Regions from separate parts of the Homo sapiens genome. Here all the other regions are linked to region 1. A link is a contact called in ENCODE Hi-C or POLR2A ChIA-PET data. All regions are on one chromosome and are shown on one strand. The core of a region is the stretch at or near the end of the contact, and the rest is flanking DNA. Distances in the headings are between cores, read along the strand shown. Region 1 overlaps LOC107985364 (a long non-coding RNA gene). Region 2 holds the start of TARBP1 (tRNA guanosine 2 -O-methyltransferase TARBP1). Region 3 has its middle 27 kb from the start of SNORA14B. Region 4 has its middle 35 kb from the start of LINC01348. Region 5 overlaps TARBP1 (tRNA guanosine 2 -O-methyltransferase TARBP1). Region 6 overlaps ARID4B (AT-rich interaction domain 4B).

Region 1 (3,357 bases), core at 545-3,044:
TTCTCATTTCACTAGGCATCCGGTATTTTATCTGGCAACTCTTTTCCAAGGTCAACAGAGAGTCCTAGACCATAGACCAGAAAGTCCATTCTACCCGACACTGGGCTACAAGAAATGTATATTTGTGGGGATCAGCCACACTGGGAGAAAGATAGCTGTCTCATGTCACCAGGGTAGATGAAGAAAGGGTTCTAAAGCCTAGCAGCATTCATATGATAGGTACCTGGGCTTGTTTTCAAAGATCAGCAATCAAGGGGAAATGACAGAGACGCTGGAGGAGGCTGGTCCTCCCAGAAGCTAGTGGCTTGACCCAAGAAGGAAGAAAATGGCGGCTGCCTTCCCGGACCCAGGCTGTAGGCCGGGAATTCCCAGCTCTTTGATACCGTATTCCAACTGGTATGATCTGTTCGATGCCTGCTCTAGCTCTATCCCAAATATGTGTTATATGGCTTCCATCAATATTTTTTATGTAGTGCAAGCTTAATTTAATCTGAGAGTGGTTTAAGAATACACATACTTCTCAGCCATCAAAAGAACACGATTAAGAATCTCTGTGCTAGAAACTAGAAAGTTCTAGGAGATTACTGAAGGAGAGGCAGGAATGGGAACTGAGATGAAGAGGGCAAAGACTTAACCACCGACGGTCCATTTTTGGAGGAAGTGGCTGAGTGGAGTCTGGAAAAAAAAAAAAACAACAACCAGATAACCTGAAAACCAGCTGGGCTGGAAGCAAAGAGAGGGCCCAGGCATTAGCCCGGCCCTGGGGGCAGCCCAGACACACCCCAGCATTTCTCAGGGGGAAGAAGGCACAGCCTGCTGTTATTTACAAAGCTGTTGTTGAGAATTTTGAGGATCTCTTCCAGGTTCTCGCTTATGTAAATTCTAATTCACAGTGCCCTGGCCCCACATGTCTCGTAAACCAGGCCTGATATTGTAAACCTTCGCCATTCACAGAGGGTTTTAGCTTTGCCTTTGTTCCCCTCTCCAATTTCCCACTTCACAAACCTGGATCTAAAGCTTTGCACGTAGTTGATAGGGAAGTGTCGTTTGAGCAGTTCTAAGAGGCTGTCTTCCTTCTTCCTCCGACCCCCACAGCTCTGGTTTCCTCTTGGATATCAATTATTGGCTTTTACATAAGAAGGCTAATGCATTTTCAAAGCAGGCAGATCACTCTCCCATGTTTTGACAGTTTGGCTTTAGTTGAAATATAATTAAACTTTTTGAAAACAAGAACCTTGAAACTCAGTCTTCACACTGTTTGCAGGTTTTTTCCCCCTCACGCATTCAGTTTTTACTTGCTGCGGCACAATTGATTTGGTCTTCACTTTCTGCGCTCAAAACAAACACTGGGTTTAGGCATTCTGCTCTCCCAGCACCGCATGGCTGAGGGTGGAAAAAAATAACATCTGAAACAGGCCGGGCTTTTGATGATACCTCCTTATGACAGACACATCGAAAACCACCGACGGTGAGTCACCCACATTCTGTGCATACCCTCTCCGAGGAGCAGGAAGTGTGGCTATTTTAAACCCTGAGGCAATGAGAAGTTTTCAGATGCGTCCTAAGGCGCTCCGGCCAGCGCCCTGCATGCACACGAGGGCCTTCCTCAGTGTGGCCCCAGCACATCTGTAGACCTGAGGCGACACACCCAGCCTTCTGCCAGCATCTCTTTGTTTATTCTGCTTGTCCTGGTTTTGCGTTGACACGAGCAAGCCGAGTCTAAAAAACACAGAGCTACAGAATTTATAAAATCAACAAAAACTTAAAAAAAAAAAACAAAAAAAAAAACACACCACCACCACCAACAACAATCGGAGCCTGGCAGTTGGTGAGGGTGGGTGGGGGCGAACAGATGGTGCCACAAGATGTCCTCGGGCGGCTCACTGGGGACCGAGCCTTGTGGCTCTGTGGCCAAAAATAAATAAATAAGTCAGGGCCCAGCAGAAGTGCTTTCACTTCTAACCCAAGTCACTAGCTGTGGGTAATGAGTCCTCTTACTCCTTGTTCCCCATCTCCAAAGGCCAAACAAACAAGTAGAAAAAAAAAGAGAGAGAGTGAGAGAATGAATTGAACTGAAATGAAATGACTATAGATGAAAGATATATATATATATATAAAGAGTGGCGGGGGCGGGGGAAGCCGGGCGCTGTGGCTCACGCCTGTAATCCCAGCACTTTGGGAGGCCGAGGCGGGCGGATCACGAGGTCAGGAGATCAAGACCATCCTGGCAAACACGGTGAAACCCCGTCTCTACTAAAAATACAAAAAAATTAGCCGGGCGTGGTGGCGGGCGCCTGTAGTCCCAGCTACTCGGGAGGCTGAGGCAGGAGAATGGCGTGAGCCCGGGAGGCGGAGCTTGCAGTGAGCGGAGATCGCGCCACCGCACTTCAGCCTGGGCGACAGAGCAAGACTCTTGTCTCAAAAAAAAAAAAAAAAAGTGGCAGGGGGACTTGAGGGAAATAAGCCAGATGTTGCCACAAAAGCAGTTACAAATCCTGACCTTGTTTGCTAAAGGGAGCAGGCTCAGCCAGGATGCGAGACATCTCCAGGTGCTGGGAGCTTCTGAGGATGGTGAGCTCCCAGACCGAGGCAGCAAAAATGGCCTAGAACCCATCACTGTGTGGGGAGGATCCGGCTTCCTTGATGTCGGGGAAGCGTTTCCAGAACACTGGCCACTGATAGAACCAGCGGTCGATGTGGCAGGGCCTGGGATTCAGGCAAGACTCCATTTGGCTGTAATGTTTTTTATCTTTATCGGCAGTTTTCTTAGAGAATGAAATTGTTTGGGAAGTGGAAACCCAGCCTTCAGCATCTTTTAGCACAATGTGTTAAGACTCCCGAACTGGTTGGGAGCTGTATAAGCCACACAAGCATTCCAAATAATACATATTCTTTCTATTGTTGCAGATGCTAACTGCCTCCTAACTCTGATAAAACCTAAAGAATTTGTTGGTGGAAGAAAGTCCTAGAGTTTTAAAAAGCAGCTGCAGAAGAGACCAGGCCGCCTACACCCCTTGGCTTGTGGCCTCTTTACTCCACCTTGACAGCCAGCAAGGTGGCCTCTCTGGTACCTTTCTTTTGCATTCACTCTCCCTCTGTCTCCTCTTGTGACTAGCTGTGGGTAATGAGTCCTGTTACTTCTCATTCTCAATCTCCAAAGGCCAAACAAACAGGTAGAAAGAGAGAGAGAAGGAATTGAGCCGAAATGAAATGACTTTAGAATAAAGATTTGTATACTAAAAAAAAAAAAAGAGTTGGGGGAACTTGAGAGAAATGAGCCAGATGTTACCATGAAAGCAGTTATAAATCCTAACCTTGTTTGTAAAGGGAGCAGGCTCAGCCAGGATGCTGGACATT
Region 2 (3,366 bases), core at 194-2,693, 290 kb before region 1:
CTCTATGACGCTTAATTCTAACACTCAACACTCAATTCACTAATTCACTGGTCAGTACAGATAAATAACAAATAATTTTTCTTTCAACTTGATAGATATCAACCGTTTCTATTGGGTTGAATCTACCATGATATAGTGCAGATTTGGGTCTGTAAAATCTTGCACGGGCTCCATTATCTTCCTAAACTATTCCAGGGGTGCTGTATTCCACCGGCTCTGGGTTAGAACGTTCCCAACCGCAGTGATTTGTGACTTCAAAGAACACCCTCGAGAAGGGGTTCCAAAGGTTTTCAGGCTTTAGGGGAGCAACGCGGAATAACCAAATTCTGCATGGATCGGAGTGACGACCCCGATAAGCTAGTTTTTAGAAGCAGGAAGACTCCCCTCTGGGGCAGCCAAGTAGGTAGCACTAGGCTGGGGGGCAAAGAGGCAGGTACCGTTTCCTTCCTGGGGCCCGCAGGTGCAGTCGGCCCCCAGCTCCGCCGACACCTCCACCGCCCTCTGCAGCAGGTAGCGCGCTCGCTTGCGCGTCAGGGCGTCCGCCTGGCCCAGCCCCGCCTGCACCGTCCTCCAGAAGCGCCAGCAGCGCCGGGCGTCCGGGCCCGCCTCGCGCGCGCCGCGGGCGCGGTCGCCGCCGGGCTCGGGCAACAGCTTCTCGGCCAGGGCGCTCAGGACCAGCAGCTTCTCCTCTACGCGGCCGGACCCCAGGGACGCCCCAGGCGCGGCCAGCCCGCCCCACACGGCCCGCAGCGCCGCCCCGCCACATTGGACCAGCACTGGCAGCAGTCGCCCGGCCACCAGCGCCGCCGCGTCCTCGGCAGGCCCGGCCTCATCCCCGTCCCCGCCCCCGCCCAGCGCCAGGGCGACGGCGGTCCCCGCCACGCGCTCCAGTAGCGGCCCGTCCTCGCGGGGCCGCAAACATGGCCCGACGGCTGCTAGCACTTCCACGGCAGCCTCGGCGCCAGGCGCGCGCCACCCGGCGAGCAGATCGCGCAGCGCCTCCTCAGCCAGCGCGGCCGCCAGCTGCGGACGCCCGGCCAGGCGGACGCACGAGCGCAGGGCCGCGCCCGCCGCCCTCAGCACGCGCCGGCGGTGGCGAGGCTGCAGACTGGGGTCCGGGCCGCCCGCGGGGCGTCCGCGCAGGCTCCGCAGCAGTGGCACGAGGTACCCTGCAGCCACCTCGCGCGCCGCCTCCGGGAGCGCGCCTGCGCCCCCGCTGCCGCGCGCCTCCTCGTCCTCGAGCCGCTGCAGAAGGAAGCGCAGCGTCTCCACGCGCTCCGCGGATGCCTCCCCTTGGCACAGCGCCCCAAGCAGGGCCCGGGGGTCCCGGCTCTGCGAGAGCAGCGCTTCCGCGAGCACCCACTCCATTTGCCGAGCGCCCGCGCCACCGGCCCGGGCTCCCAAAGGAAGGCGCCGGCGTGTGCGATGCGTGCGCACAGGACCGGCCGGCCCCTACGTGCGCGTGCGCCGACGGAGCCGGGCGCGCGGCCGCAGAGAGGGGGATCCCAGCCCGGCTTGGTGCAGCTCAGCTTCCCTTGGGTTCCTGCCACCAACCCTGCCTAGATAGAACCCACCTGGTCTCTTATTTTTAGGAGAAACGAGGCCTTCGTTAAAAGTTAATGTAGTATCTACACCAGCTTCATCGATTCCTGATTGGAGGTTGGTCTGCCCAGGACCCTAAATCAGGCGTGCCTGTGAGCATAAACCAGTTCACAGAAGGTGCACAGCAGAATCACTTTAGATTATTTTCCAAACGTTGCATGATGGGCACCATCCACAAAGAGACTGACACAGTAGGTCTGAAATTGGTTCTGGACATCTGCATTAAAAATAAGTCATGAAAACACAAGAATGATTTAGACGTAAGGCCAGGAGTGAGAAGTGTTACCGGTGGAGGGTGTCCAGGTCCAAGAATTGGACAAAGCGCACAAACAAAGCAAAGACAGAATGAAGCCACAAAAGCAGAGATTTATTGCAAAAGTACACTCCACAGGGTGGGGGCAGACCCAAGCAAGCCGCTCAAGGGGGGCTGGTTACAGAATTTTCTGGGGTTTAAATACCTATAGAGGTTTCAATTGGTTACTTGGTGTACACACTATGTAACTGAAGAGGATAAAATGAAGTTACAAAGTTATTTACTTGGTGTACTCCCTATGTAAATGAAGAGGATATTTCCTGTCATAGCTGAAGTGTTTCTATCTGATTTGGTTCTAGGGAGTTTTTGGATTCCCTGCCTCCAGGCCCTATTCTCCTGCCTTAGAGGTACCTATAGCAATGTGCTAGGATTCAGCTAAAACCAAGATGCCCACGCCAGCCCTCACAGCCAAGTGCCCAAGATGACTCCAGGATGCAGAGCCTCCTGCACAATGCATGTGCTCCCATGTGCAAACTCAAAAATAGTCCCTGTGTCTGTCTTTTCTGTATTTCTGACAGCATCCATTGCTAAATAGAGAAACAGAAAACCTCACCTCGGCATGCATGGTGTGGATTTGGTTCCTGGCTCAATTTGAGACAAACTAGATCAGTGACATAGGGTTTTCTTCGCTACTAAACACAAAGATCTGCCTCTTAGTCAATAGAGAAAACAGGGTCCCAACTTCAAAGAGCTTGACATATAATAACATAATGGATAAGACAAAAATTAGTTATTTAAATTTACAGTTATTTTTATATAAAGTTATCTGACTTTAAGGTTATCTGACATTACACAGGCAAGACTTTTTTCATATTTCAGTCATTCCGTTTTTCATTGACAAAATGCATAAATGTTTCTATTTTAAGCCCTTTTAACATGTCAGTAAATATCAATTACCTTCAACATAAAATGTGCAGAAAACTATTGTTTCTGTCAACATATATCTAACAAATATAAATGGGTAAATGTCTTGAGCACTTAACAAACGAAGATACACAAATGATAAGCACTTGGAAAAGTGTTCAACATCATTAGTCATCAGAGAAATGCAAATTAAACCCACAATGAGGTACCACTTCATACTGATGAGAATGGCTAACATGTAAAAGCTCGAAAACACTAAACGGCAAAGACCAAGGGTGTGGAGCAACTGGAATTCTCATACATTACTGGTGGGCATGAAAACGGTACAGTCACTTTAGAAACTGTTTCTCGTAAAGTTATAATATAGCTGCTTTATGATTCAGCGATTTCACCCCCAGGTAATTACCTAAAATAAATGAAAACATGTTTCAAAAAAAAAAGCTTGCAGAAGAATGTTTTTGACAACATTATTCGTTATAGCCAAAAGCTTATAACAACCTAGTAGGTGTTAGGTAACAACCTACATGTGCATCAAATTGAAGAATGAATAAAAAATTGTGATCTATCTATATAATAATGCTCCCAGC
Region 3 (3,379 bases), core at 249-2,748, 330 kb after region 1:
TGCTCTGTCACCCAGGCTGGAGTGCAGTGGCGCAGTCCTAGCTCACTGCAGCCTGGAACTCCTGAGCCCGATTGATCCTCTGGTCTCAGCCTCCCAAATAGCTGGGACTACAGGTTCATGCCACCAAACCTGGCTAATTATTTTAATTGTTTAGAGAGATGAGGTCTCTCTATGTTGCCCAGGCTGATCTCAAACCCCTGGCCTCAAGCGATCCTCTCACCTTGGCCTCCTAAAATGCCGAGGTTACTGGCCAATATATACCCAGTTCTTAACATGATTTTAAACTTTGGTCTTGGGTCCAACTAAATCAGATGAGTGGCCAGGCCCGGTGGCTCCCACCTGTGCTCCCAACACTGTGGGAGGCCGAGGCAGGTGGATCACCTGAAGTCAGGAACCCGAGACCAGCCTGGCCAACATGTCGAAACCCCGTCTCTACTAAAAGTACAAAAATTAGGCAGGTGTGGTGGCGCATGCCTATAATCCCAGCTGCTCGGAAGGCTGAAGTGGAAGGATGGCTTGAACCCAGGAGGTGGAGGTTGCAGTGAGCCAAGATCACAACACTGTACTACAGCCTGGGAAACAGAGAGAGACTCCATCTTAAAAAAAAAAAAAAAAAAAAAATCAGATGACCTCCTGTTTATTTAGAATGTAGATTTCTGGACTCACTCCCACAAGACTGTCTCAGTAATGCTGAGACCGAGCCCTAGAATCTGCATTTTTTTGGAGTCTTGCTCTGTCGCCCAGGCTGGAGTGCAGTGGTGTGATCTTGGCTCACTGCAGCCTCCCACTTCTGGGTTCAAGCAATTCTCCTGCCTCCGCCTCCCAAGTAGCTGGGATTACACAGGCATATACTATCATGCCCAGCTAATTTTTGTATTTTTAGTAGAGACAGAGTTTCACCATCTTGGCCAGGCTGGTCTCAAACTCCTGACTTCAGGTGATCTGCCCACCTCAGCCTCCCAAAATGCTGGGGTTACAGGCGTGAGCCACAGCGCCCAGCCCAGAATCTGCATTTTAACCAGCCTCCCCCAGGTTGCTGCCCACTGGTACACGTTCCTGTAGCAAAAAGGAGAGATACTCAATAGACTATAAAACTCCACATTAAAATACGAAAATCCGGACTACAAGAGTAACACCAAAGAGAGACTGGACAGATTCTACAGGAAGGTTTACAAATAATTTCCTTCCCACAGTCAAATTATTCTCCTCTCTGGCTTTTCCAGAAAAATGCTGGCAATTAAAAAGGTGTAAATAGGACAAAATCTAGGAAAGAAAATGTCCCAAACAGGAGTAAGGCCAAAAGGTCCCCTCTCCCTCCCACTTTTGGGGATTGACAATCCCCTGTAGCTACTTTGTAAACTTAAAAGTCTCGGAGTGGGTGAGAAGGGATCACCGGCTCAACATGTTCTTTTCCCCAAGCGGCCATAGCATCTGTCAGCAGGTCTCCCCGCCAGGCAAATAAGCGGCTTGCGGGCCGGCCCTGCACACCTGCAGCTGCTGGTTGCTCTGGCAACCGAGACCCAAGCCCAGGCCTGCAGCGGCCTTGCGCAGATGTGCTTCCTCTGGTTGTCAACGCAGGAAAAAGAATTGAGTGTGAAACACTCAGGATCTGTGAGAAACTATGTGATCTGGAAAGAAAAATCTCTGCAAACCTTTTTGATGCAAAAGACACTGTGAAATGGGCGTTAGTGAGAATTTCACGTTCCCACAGTGTGATGGGTGTTTTGCAGAGTCATGTGGCAATGTTGGGGTCAACAGCTGATCCAGTTCATTCCTTTCTCAGTTAAAGAGTCCAGGGAGGGCGGCTGACTTTGAAAGGGAAACAGGACTGAACCCTAGGTCTCTTGAGCCTTGTTTCTGGCAGATCCTCCACTAGCAATGAATTTTTTTTTTCTTTTTTTCTTTTTTTCTTTTTTTTTGAGAGGGAGTTTTGCTCTTGTTGCCCAGGCTGGAGTGCAATGGTGCGATCTTGGCTACTGCAACCTCCGCCTCCCCGATTCAAGCGATTCTCCTGCCTCAGCCTCCCGAGTAGCTGGGATTACAGGCATGTGCCACCACACCCGGCTAATTTTTGTATTTTTATTAGAAACGGGGTTTCGCCACATTGGTCAGGCTGGTCTCGAATTCCTGACCTCAGGTGATCCGCCTGCCTCAGCTTCCCAAAGTGCTGAGATTACAAGCGTGAGCCACCACGCCCGGTCCTGGCAATGAATTTTGAACCTCCTTTAAGTTTAACCACCTCCCTCCAGGAGTATCTAATAGCGTGTTCTCACAGAGCTAGTCCAAACCCTGGAAGTTCTGATGGCTCCCCATCCAACTGTGAAGAGAGGTCAACAGGCCACATATTGGCTCTAGACAGAGACATGGGATAAGGACTCATCTCAGTGACATGAGAAAAAAAGGGAATGAAGATTGTCTATGAAAGGAAAAAAATGAAAACTAAGAAATATTGAGAAGGAGGGCCTGGTGCAGTGGCTCATGCCTGTAATCCCGGCATTTTAGGAGGCTGAGGTGGGTGGATCACTTGAGGTCAGGAGTTCCAGACTAGCCTGACCAACAGGGTGAAACCCCGTCTCTACTAAAAAAAAAAAACCCACAAAATTAGCTGGGCATGGTGGCGCATGCCTGAAATCCCAGCTAGTTGGGAGGCTGAGGCAGGAGAATCACTTGAACCCAGGTGGCGGAGGTTGCAGTGAGCTGAAATCATAACAAGAGGGAAACTGCAACTCAAAAAAAGGAAGGGAAGGGGAGGGGAGAGGAGGGGAGGGGAAGGGAGGGGAGAGGAGGGGAGGGGAGGGGAGGGGGAGGCGGAGGTAGGGAAGGGGAGAGGGAGGGAGGGAGGGAGGGAAGGGAGGAAAGGGAGGAAAGGAAAGAAAATAAAGAAAGGAAAGATTGAGAAGGAAAGAATAAAGCAGAAGTAGAAAACAGCCCTGAGCCTTGGAGTCATAGGAAATTTTTTATCAGAGGTGTTGATTCTTCCTGTTTAATCCTGGTGGGTTAGCATTTTGTGAACAAGTCTTTCCCTTTTGCCTTGGCTACCAGGAAGCTCAGCGCTAAACTCTGGGTTAATTACAGCAGTTTTCCTTAGCCTCAGTTTTCTTCTCCCTGCATTACTGCAAATCCTTTCTGGAAGTAGGTAGGAAGACAGCATTTGTGATTTTCTTGCTACCTATCTATTCCCCCTGTTTTGACAGCTGGACACCAAATTCCCTCCAGGAAACTATCCTTCTCCTACTCTTAGCCCGTGTGCTTGGGACAGAGGGTTCCAACTCCATCTCAGGAGTGACGCATGTGAGATGGGTGTGAGTCAAGCAGTTCTGCCAGCTGCCTTGCCACAGTGCTTCAATTTTAGGCAGATCTATGAGCCAACTGGAGCCAA
Region 4 (3,119 bases), core at 474-2,973, 260 kb after region 1:
TGATTACAAAATAAAAAGAAATATGGATTAGGCCAGTAGTCTAAATTTTCTAGTAAAGAGAACACTAGGCCAAAACAGTTTACAGGAGAATCCTAATAAACTTAAGGAACAAAGAAATATTTTTAAAAATGTACCAAGAAATAGAAAATGAGGAACAACTCAACAACTCCACGGTTATGAGGCCAGTGTGATTTTGACAACAAAACCTAAACAAGAAAAATTTGAGAATTTAAAATTCTAAGCCCATTTAATTCATGAATAAATATGCAAAAACTCCCAAGCAAATATTAGCAAACCAAATCCAACCACATATTTTTTTTTCTTGCGATAGCATATTTTTTAAAAAATAAAACAACCGGGCACGGTGGCTCACACCTGTAATCCCAGCACTTTAGGAGGCCAAAGCGGGCGGATCACCTGAGGTCAAGAGTTCGAGACCAACCTAGCCAACACGGTGAAACCCCCATCTCTACTAAAAATACAAAAATCAGTTGGGCATGGTGGCAGGCAACTGTAGTCCTAGCTACTCGAGACGCTGAGGCAGGAGAATCACTTGAACCTGAGAGGAGGAGGTTGCGATGAGCCGAGATCACGCCACTGCACTCCAACCTGGGTGACAGAGTGAGACTTTGTCTCAAAAAAAAATAAAAAATAAATAAAAGCAAAACACAACACAACAAAGTTGAGTTTATCTCAGGAATTCAAGACTGATTTTATATTTTAAAATCCACTGATATTAAATGTTAAAGGAGAAAAATCTTATTATCCTCTCCATAGATGCAGAAAAAGCATTTTATAAAATTCCACACCCATTTATGATTTTTAAAAAGTTTCCTAACTATTAACAAATCAGAAGTAAAAGGAAATTTCCTTAATCTCTCTCTCTTTTTTTTTTTTTTTTTTTTTTTTTTTGAGATGGAGTCTGGCTCTGTCGCCCAGGCTGAAATACAGTGGCACAATCTCAACTCACTGCAACCTCCACCTTCCTGGTTCAAGGGATTCTTGTACCTCAGCCTCCCGAGTAGCTGGGATTACAGACTTGTACCACCATGTCCGGCTAATTTTTGTATTTTTAGTAGAGATGGGGTTTTGCTGTGTTGGCCAGGCTGGTCTCAAACTCCTGGTCTCAAATGATCCGACTGTCTCGGCCTCCCGAAGTGCTGGGATTACAGGCATGAGCCACTGTGCCCAGCCGAAAAATTCCTTAATCTGATTAAAAAGACATCTATTTAAAACTTCTCAATTGTTTGGTTTCCCGTCTGGCATTTAAGGAGCTTGGAAGTCATCACCCCATCCTAACAACAAGTGAAAAGCTGAACAGACTGAAAAATCAACAACTCTTCTGAAGTCCATCAGAGAAGTGAGGTCACATGGCAAATCACTGTCCCCAGAGTTGAAGAGACAGATATGCAAATACAGAGAATCACAACCTACCAAACCAGAAACCCATGAGCAGAAACTTCCACAGAAACCAGTACCACAGCAGAGAAATCTAAGCTACAATCGACCGATTTCTGGGAGCTCTGTGTGGACTAGCCTAAGAGTTCAAAACTCCAAGGGGACCCAGTCATAGAGGAGGACCCACACTTTTATGACTTTGACCTCCTTGAGATTGACCAGGTTCTCACACTGAGACAGAAAAAAACCTACTCATGGCAGTGGGGAGGAAAAGGAACCATTTTAAAATATGCTGGAGCATTCTGTTCTTCTTAACAAGGCCTGCCCTCAAGGGCTCCCGGGCGTGGTGGCAGGCGCCTGTAATCCCAGCTACTCGGTAGATTACTATATTACAATTCCTTCCAGCCAGTACATCGTGTCCAGCTATCAAGAAAAAGTACAAGTCATAGTAAAAGGCAAAGAAAACACACACACACACACACACACACACACACACACACACACACACACAATTTGGAAAGGCAAAGCAAGCATCAGAACCAGATTCAGATGACAGGGACGGTGGAAATATCAGACCAGAAATTTTAAATAATTAAGATTTTTTTTTTTTTTGAGACGAGTCTGGCTCTGTCACCCAGGCTGGAGGGCAGTGGCTCAATCTGGGCTCACTGTAGGCTCCACTTCCCAAGCTCAAGTGATCCTCCCACCTCAGCCTCCCAAGTAATTGGGATGACAGGCACATACCACCACGCCCAGCTAATTTTTGTATTGTTTTGGGATTACAGGTGTGAGCCACTGCCACCAGCCCCTTTTATTTTTAACCTATATGTATCATTATATTTAAAATGGATTTCTTGTAGACAACATATAGTTGGGTCTTGTTTTTTGATCCACTCTGACAATCTCTGTCTTTTACTTGAGGTATTTAGACCATTGATGCTTAAAGTTATTATGGATATAGTTGGGTCAATATCTATGATATTTGTTGCCATTTTCTTTCCATTGCCCTTGTTCTTTATTCCTATTTTTGTTTCCTACTCATTTTCTGCCTTTTGTAGTTTTCTCTTTTTTCAAGATAGGGCCTTGCTGTGTTGCCCAGGCTGGAGTGCAGTGGCACAATCACGGCTCACTGCAGCCTCGACTTCACTGGCTCAAGCAATCCTTCTACCTCAGCCTCCCAAGTGGCTGGGACTCCAGGCATGCACCACCACACCTGGCTAATTTTTTTTTTTTTTTTTGCAGAGATAGGGTTAATTGAGCATTTTTTCCTCCTTTCTTAACATATCAGTTATAATCATTTTTTAAAGTTTTTTTTAGAGGTTGCCCTAGAATTTGCAGTGTACATTTAGAGCTAATCCAAGTCTTCTTTCAAATAACACCATGCCACTTCATGGGTAATGCTAGTGCTTTATAATAATAAAATAGGCCGGGCACGGTGGCCCAAGCCTGTAATCCCATCACTTTGGAAGGCCAAGGCTGGCAGATCTCCTGAGGTCAGGAGTTCAAGACCAGCCTGACCAACATGGTGAAACCCTGTCTCTACTAAAAATACAAAAATTAGCTGGGCATGGTGGCAGGTGCCTGTAATCCCAGCTACTCAGGAGGCTGAGGCAGTAGAATCACTTGAACCTGGGAGGTGGAGGTTGCAGTGAGCAGAGGTCTCACCACTGCACTCCAGCCTGAGTAACAGAACAAGACTCAGTCTCAAAAAAATAAAATAT
Region 5 (3,242 bases), core at 25-2,524, 370 kb before region 1:
ACACCATGGAATACTATGAGGCCATAAAAAATGATGAGTTCATGTCCTTTGTAGGGACATGGATGAAATTGGAAATCATCATTCTCAGTAAACTATCGCAAGAACGAAAAACCAAACACCGCATATTCTCACTCATAGGTGGAAACTGAACAATGAGAACACACGGACACAGGAAGGGGAACATTACACTCTGGGGACTGTTGTGGGGTGGGGGGAGGGGGGGAGGGATAGCTTTAGGAGATATACCTAATGCTAGATGACGAGTTGGTGGGTGCAGCACACGACCATGGCACATTTATACATATGTAACTAACCTGCACATTGTGCACATGTAACCTAAAACTTAAAGTATAATAATAATAAAATAAAAACAAAAAAAAAACAAATACATGAAGAGATACAGTTCCTATGAACAATTAAGCCCCATTATTTTATTTACACATACACCTTTAATTCATTTCATGACTGGAGAATAAATCATAAAACATATGAGAGTGAGGTGGTCAAAGGTAAGGATGAGGGAGGGCAGGAGGGAGGCAAAGGACTTACTCCTGTTGGAAGACTGAATAGAAAAAGGTTGACTTAACACTAGAGTGACTAGAGGAGTCCTGCAGAAAGATGCCGGACAAAGCATTCTGGGCGCTAAAGAACACAGAGCAGAGCATATTAAAATCTTTGAAAAATCCTAAATGATATTTGCAGTGAAGCAGCAGAAAATACACATTAGTGTTCTAGGATGCATATCTTGCAATATATAGATCTATACTTTTTTACAGATCAGTTTATCAATAATCTTAGTAATCCACCAAAAAAATTGCTTATGCACAGCAGCTTAAGTTACCAATAACTTATAAGTTCTTCAGAGGAAAAGCCCTAGGTCAGTGATTTAAATTCAAGGGCAGCACATTATAATTACAGTTGAAAAAGGGAGAAGGTATCATAATTTATGCAATGTCTAATGATTTACATATTGAATTAATTTACATGTTAATCATAATAAGCATGTTTATGGTTCTTAAAATTATATAAGCACATTTTGTTACAGTCAGTGAGGTGATGTATCATCTCCTATACAATTCTCATTACCCAGAACCTAAAAATTGCCATTAACAAAAAAGTATATCTTTTTGTTCTTTCATTAACAATGGGCTTCAGTACAATGAAATCTCACCTGCACAAATGTTCTCACTCATTTCCTTTTAATGTCAGAACAGATTTCTGTTTAGAGTTAAATATTCCCTTCCATTGTTTACAAGCCAGACACTGCCTGAGAAATAGAAAGTGAAAATGACTAGCCAATTTTCACTGCTTAAGAGTGAAATGAAAGCAAGTCATCTGCATAAAGTGACAAAGTTAAACTTAGAACTTTAAAATGTTAAGGTGATGTTTGTAAGCAAGAAAAAAACTTTACCCTAATCACAACCCTTCAACAAAAGCAGAAAGGAAGCATCAGGATTAAAGATACAATAGAGAATTTACAAATGATATTCTCTACTCACCTCTAGACAATAATCCTTGAGTGGGTGAAATGTTGCAAAAAAGAAATGCTCCTGAATGCGTTGCCAATTCTTCTTGGCATTCCTAAGGATTAAAAATATGGTATGAGCCACAGACAAATGAAACAACTCTGGTGAGGGGAGAATCAATTCAGTATCTTAAAGGGTGGCTGCAGAGTTGAGAAGGAACAGAAAATTTTATGAACTTTATCCTAAGATTTATACACACCTCTCCAAGATCAATACATACTTTAAAAACTGACACTTAATAAATTTCACATTTTGAAATGGAACCTTAAACCTATGTCTGGCAGAAAACTCTTTTTTCCAGGAGAGAAAACCATTACATAAAAGTCACCTTTTCTACTCCAAAGACTCATACCATGCAGCCAAGTTGTACCTACTTTCACAAACCAAACAAATTTACTATGAGCAGCGTTTAAATTTTTAAAACATCTGTTGTCAAGTTTATGTTTTAAAAGGCAAAAAAGGTAGGGATAAAAGTTATACAATATGGCAGGCAGGTTTCAGATAAAATTCATGATCATCAACCCATAAACTAAGCAGCAATTTCAAGACATTTTTCTGGCAAGATCACGCTCCTGCCCTGACCAGTGTGTCTTCTTCACTCCCTGGAGTTCCTATGCCCTCCCCAACCCTCTCACTATCAGCAGACAGCCATGCCTCACACATCACAGGAGACAGGAGTGAGAGATCTTTCTTCTTCCTGCCACCTCCTTACCCACCTGTCCTCTTTTCTCCTTCACTGTCAAGAGTCTCTCTTCAAAGGGCAATACCCTGCCCCGCAACAGATCCCATTCCCCTGGGTTTTGCCCTATCTCCCCCAACTTCCGCATCTCCCCTCTTCTCTATTCTAGCCTTTCCTTCAGCCTTTTCAAAAGGGCTTTTGTATCTAGTCTTAAAAAACAAAACAAAACCTTATTAAAGTGTCCATCAGTAATGGACTCAAGCGATATCCTAAGGCAAATGGAATATTAGGTAGCTGTTAAAAGAAAAGCAAGTTTACTGGAGTTTCACCTTTGGTGGGAGAAGGAAGGAGACTGTCTCGTTTTCATTCGATGCCTTTCTGCACTGTTCAACTTCCTGACTATGAGTATCACTTAAAAACAACTAATGTTACCAAAAATGAAACAGAAGCCCTCTTTTGACAGCACCCCCACCACTAGCTGTTGAACTTTCTAATATACTATTTTTTGAGAGAATTTTCTAAATAAGTTGACTCTGTCTCACCTTCATCACCCATTTTTTGAAAAGTTAAAGACATGAAATATTTTAAATATTCCGAATATTCAGGTAAAGAAAATTATAGACACCAGTAAACCTACCACTCTGATGTAATATATGTTAATGTATCATCCTATCCACATTTGGACTTTGTTTGTTTGTTTTTTTTTTGAGACAGGGTCTCACTCGGTTGCCAGGCTGGAGTGCAGTGGTGCAATCTCCGCTCACTGCAGCCTCAACTTCTTGGGCTCAGGTGATTCTCTCACCTCAGCCTCCCGAGGTGCTGGGACTACAGGTGCATGCCACCATACCCCGCTAACTTTTTTTTATTATTATTATTTTTATAGAGAACGGGGTTTTGCCATGTTGCCCAGGCTGATCTTGAACTCCTGGGCTCAAGCAATCCACTCACCTCGGCCTCGCAAAGTGCTGGGATTACAGGCGAGAGCCACTGCAGCTGGCCCCCTCTTGTACCTATTTTAATTTGGTTTCAATCCCCTA
Region 6 (3,415 bases), core at 143-2,642, 430 kb after region 1:
CAGTGAGAGGGTCAAGCCATATCTGTCCCAATCCCCTATTATAGGTATCACTTTAAAAAACCAGTGGCTTTTATTTGGATTTTACCTTCTGCTCTACTTCCATTTTGTTGTCAGGAGGTCCAATTTAGTTCAACATTCATTTAGTACTTATCATATGCCAAATGAATACTTTTCTAGATGTGGTAAGGGATATTAGGAGAATAGATATGAAACAGAAATTTTTTTCATATTTTAAAATTAAGTTCACTTTTGTAATAATACATAACGTAGTCCTAATGTAGAAAGCTTGAACGATGAAGAAAAAAAGAAAAGGAGGGGGAGGAGAGTTGAAGGGAAAGAATTTACCCAGAGTCCTAGGTGAAAGTTATATTCCAGATCAAATTCCTTTGGCTCGGAAAAATAATTTAGAAAAATTCAATATCAGAATTGTGACTCAAGTTAGGATTGGAAAAATAGGAACAGAAACCAAAAAAATGTTAAATGGATATCAGAAAGAAATAGGGGAAAAATTAGAAGGGAGAAAACACATAAAGATGAGGAAGACAGAAAAGATAATTGAGGAGTGGTTTCTTAATTTTGAGAAAGGAAGAAAAGGAAAATAAACAAGAAAAATGGTTGTAGCTGGAGCAGCTGGAGCCCAAGCAAAGCATATCACGGAAGGAGTGATCAACTGACTGTAAAGCCACTGATAAGGTACGTAAGAGGGCAAGAAAAGCAGGAGGAATTTATCTACAAAGGGTCACTAGTGTTCCTGGTAAGCACAGTTGTGGAGACACAGTGAACAAAAGGCTGATGAGAGTGGATTTACACAGAAAAAGGAGAGAAACTGAGTAACAAGTGTAGGTAACTTTCAAACAGTTCTGCTGAATGAAAATGGAGCGAAGAAATGTCACAGTAGAAGTCAGGCTCCAGAAAAGATTTTCCTTGAGATGTGACAAATAACCACAGATCTGTAAGTAGTGGGAATGACTCAGAACAGAGCAAGAAAATGGGCCATGTCTTTGATCAGTCAAGAAGGGATGCTTATGAAGACTGGCTTCAGACAGTAGCATGACTGTATATCTATGGCTAAAGATGAAAACACAGAGAATGTGGCAGCAAACGCAGTTAGGTAGGCAGATCTTATGAAGTGTGTAGAAATGTTTTTCTTGTTTCTATCTCTCAGTAGGTACAAAGCAAGGTCACCAGCTGAAAATGAGGATAGGGAAGAGATGTTGGGGATGTGAAGACATAAGCAGCAGTATGAAATAGTCTTCTAAGAAAGTAGGAAAGTGAATGGAAGAAGGACATAGAGAATTAAGGACCCACTTGAGGTTCACAGTAATGAATTTAAAATAAGAACAGTCATTGTGGTTGCTTGCTTTACTCCAACCACGATCGGCTGCACAGGTGCAGGCAAGGAGCTGGAGGGTTAGATTTAATCAAGGTTCTTGTGGTTTTGTCAGATGAGTACTATAAAGCAAAAGGAGAGAAAAAGAACAGCTTGAGTCAAAAGAAGTGATTATAATAATAATGCCAGGGAATGTAAGCAATATCAAGGGAAGACTGAGTGCATTAACTGGGGTGAAGAGGTAAGGGGTGGTAGGATCAATACCTTAATAAAGAATTTATTATTATTATGAATTCCTTAATAAGGACCACTTCTTGGTATCTTTGGTGACAAGCACAGTATTTGGCACATAGTGGGTATTCAACTTATGTTTGGAAAATAAAGGAATAAAGTGTGATAAAAAGCAACTGAATGATGGCAAAAAATAGGATTGAGCCTACTCATTTGTGAAAGCCTTTTACCAGGTTTTTTCATCCCCTAACTCATTCCCTCCTAAGAGGATTTAATTTGTTTGGCGAAAATATTTTTTAAATGTAACACATTTTTAATTTCAAATAATATATTTAGCATAATTTAGCTTATTTTCAGTTCTCTGTAACTGTTAACATGCACTAGAACTGTTGTGGCTTATTTAAGAGTTTTACAACTGAAGTTTTACAGTGTCTCTTTTACTTTTGGGTTCCCATTAATGCAGCTGGTGATCTTCAACATACAAAAAATTATTCTCTAACTAAATTTGCAACTCTTTGATTACAGAAAGCCAAGTTGGAAATGAGCGAGAAAATTCAATCAGTATTGATACACTATTACAAAATATTGATGTATTTTAAATTCCATGCCAATTAGTCTAGATAGTTTCACTCAGTTGTTACTAAACAAAGAAATCCAACACACTCAACTAGTTTACGGCATGTTAATTTCAATGTGTACCCTTACTTTCAAAAATCAATCCCATATTTACGACACGACTTAGAAACTTGAGAGTGAAAGGGATCAATTAGATAATTATGCTAAGATTCTCTATAAAATATTAACATCACTAAGAAAAGTTAAATAGAGAGCCTACTATTAAAAACTACTTAAGCAGAACTAAATTTTTTTTAAATGTAGGGAGACATTTTAAAAGACTAAAAGAGAACACACTATAATATTAGTAATTTTATTATTATTTTTTTTCTATTTTTTTGAGATGGAGTTTCGCTCTTGTTGCCCAGGCTGGAGTGCAATGGCGCAATCTCGGCTCACCGCAACCTCCGTCTCCCAGGTTCGAGCGATTCTCCTGCCTCACCCTACCTAGTAGCTGGGATTATAGGCATGTGCCTCCATGCCTGGCTAATTTTGTGTTTTTTTTTAGTAGAGATGGGGTTTCTTCATGTTGGTCAGGCTGGTCTCGAACTGGTCTCGAACTCCCAACCTCAGGTGATCCGCCCACCTCGGCCTCCCAAAGTGCTGGGATTACAGGCGTGAGCCACCGTGCCCGGCCGGCCAGCAATAATTTTATCTTTCTACTTTTATGTATTTTTCTAAATTGTTATTTTTAGAAGAGTTTAAAAAATAATTTATGAGCATACTCCAAACATGCCTAGTGCTTGGTGACATAGTAAGTAATATAGTGCTAGACAATAGTTTTAGATACTGTCACTGCATCAGAAAAATTCTGTAAGAGTATTATAATATTTGTGGTTAAAGAGTTCAAGCCCTTTCCAGTAAATGTGGTGTGAACATGTTAAAATATGACTTTTTTTCATCACAACAGTAGAAAACAAACTTGCCCAAATGTTAACCTTTGTATAACAAAAATCAACATTTTCAGCTGTGAAATAGGGACATACATGAAAATTATATTAAAGATTTATACAGGTCGGGCGCAGTGGCTCACGCCTATAATCCCACCACTTACGGGGGCAGAGGTGGATCACCTGAGGTCAGGCGTTTGAGACCAGTCTGGTCAACATGGTGAAACCCCATCTCTACTAAAAATACAAAAATTTGCTGGGCATGGTGGCATGTGCCTACAATCCCAGCTACTTGGGAGGCTGAGACAGGGGAATCTTTTGAACCTGGGAGGCGGAGGTGACAGTGAGA

What was found. Hi-C counts contacts between places; a loop is a spot of excess contacts on that map. ChIA-PET counts read pairs that join two places held with the same protein, here RNA polymerase II (POLR2A). Pooled maps may share reads with other maps.
Region 2: a pooled map shows a loop between it and region 1 (4-fold over the local background). The contact joins the promoter of TARBP1 here to the enhancer-like site in region 1. A Hi-C loop is called at or near these places in 1 of 168 maps with a recorded cell type or tissue (MCF 10A), 2 of 37 single-sample maps with no recorded cell type and 9 of 50 pooled maps. POLR2A ChIA-PET finds 5 or more read pairs at or near these places in 5 of 52 experiments (CD4-positive, alpha-beta T cell, CD8-positive, alpha-beta memory T cell, HEK293 and 2 more).
Region 3: a pooled map shows a loop between it and region 1 (4-fold over the local background). The contact joins two enhancer-like sites. A Hi-C loop is called at or near these places in 1 of 37 single-sample maps with no recorded cell type and 3 of 50 pooled maps. POLR2A ChIA-PET finds 5 or more read pairs at or near these places in 3 of 52 experiments (OCI-LY7 and activated T-cell).
Region 4: a pooled map shows a loop between it and region 1 (5-fold over the local background). The contact joins two enhancer-like sites. A Hi-C loop is called at or near these places in 4 of 37 single-sample maps with no recorded cell type and 11 of 50 pooled maps. POLR2A ChIA-PET finds 5 or more read pairs at or near these places in 5 of 52 experiments (GM12878, T-cell, activated B cell and 2 more).
Region 5: a loop to region 1 is called in a map with no recorded cell type, with 11 times the contacts of the local background. The contact joins two enhancer-like sites. A Hi-C loop is called at or near these places in 1 of 37 single-sample maps with no recorded cell type and 6 of 50 pooled maps.
Region 6: a loop to region 1 is called in a pooled map, with 6 times the contacts of the local background. The contact joins two enhancer-like sites. A Hi-C loop is called at or near these places in 3 of 50 pooled maps. POLR2A ChIA-PET finds 5 or more read pairs at or near these places in 3 of 52 experiments (B cell, MCF 10A and activated naive CD4-positive, alpha-beta T cell).

Annotation. Positions count from the first base shown.
Region 1 is chr1:234,771,062-234,774,418 of GRCh38, forward strand. LOC107985364 (a long non-coding RNA gene) reads left to right here. Exons shown (of 3, transcript XR_001738532.2): 2 at 2,908-3,067. Among named protein-coding and RNA genes, the nearest start is that of LINC02961, 13 kb to the left of the region's middle. RefSeq lists enhancers at 345-1,544, 1,301-1,595, 1,331-1,550, 1,571-1,620, 1,641-1,810 and 1 more. Within about 2 kb of position 1,795, at least 31 of the 41 ENCODE cell types and tissues checked have a DNase peak (open chromatin) inside an H3K27ac peak, as active enhancers do; they include CD4-positive, alpha-beta T cell, GM12878, OCI-LY7 and 1 more, where a contact is called at or near this core.
Region 2 is chr1:234,477,736-234,481,101 of GRCh38, forward strand. TARBP1 (tRNA guanosine 2 -O-methyltransferase TARBP1) reads right to left here and starts at 1,444. Exons shown (of 30, transcript NM_005646.4): 1 at 438-1,444. The coding sequence starts at 1,368. RefSeq lists silencers at 541-1,340, 1,371-1,560.
Region 3 is chr1:235,098,823-235,102,201 of GRCh38, forward strand. No RefSeq gene overlaps it. Among named protein-coding and RNA genes, the nearest start is that of SNORA14B, 27 kb to the right of the region's middle. Within about 2 kb of position 1,499, at least 3 of the 41 ENCODE cell types and tissues checked have a DNase peak (open chromatin) inside an H3K27ac peak, as active enhancers do; they include OCI-LY7, where a contact is called at or near this core.
Region 4 is chr1:235,033,593-235,036,711 of GRCh38, forward strand. No RefSeq gene overlaps it. Among named protein-coding and RNA genes, the nearest start is that of LINC01348, 35 kb to the right of the region's middle. Within about 2 kb of position 1,724, at least 5 of the 41 ENCODE cell types and tissues checked have a DNase peak (open chromatin) inside an H3K27ac peak, as active enhancers do; they include GM12878, where a contact is called at or near this core.
Region 5 is chr1:234,399,682-234,402,923 of GRCh38, forward strand. It overlaps TARBP1 (tRNA guanosine 2 -O-methyltransferase TARBP1), which reads right to left. Exons shown (of 30, transcript NM_005646.4): 25 at 1,500-1,581. Among named protein-coding and RNA genes, the nearest start is that of COA6-AS1, 28 kb to the left of the region's middle. Within about 2 kb of position 1,275, at least 5 of the 41 ENCODE cell types and tissues checked have a DNase peak (open chromatin) inside an H3K27ac peak, as active enhancers do.
Region 6 is chr1:235,206,004-235,209,418 of GRCh38, forward strand. The region is part of intron 17 of ARID4B (AT-rich interaction domain 4B); the gene reads right to left. Among named protein-coding and RNA genes, the nearest start is that of MIR4753, 18 kb to the left of the region's middle. Within about 2 kb of position 1,393, at least 2 of the 41 ENCODE cell types and tissues checked have a DNase peak (open chromatin) inside an H3K27ac peak, as active enhancers do.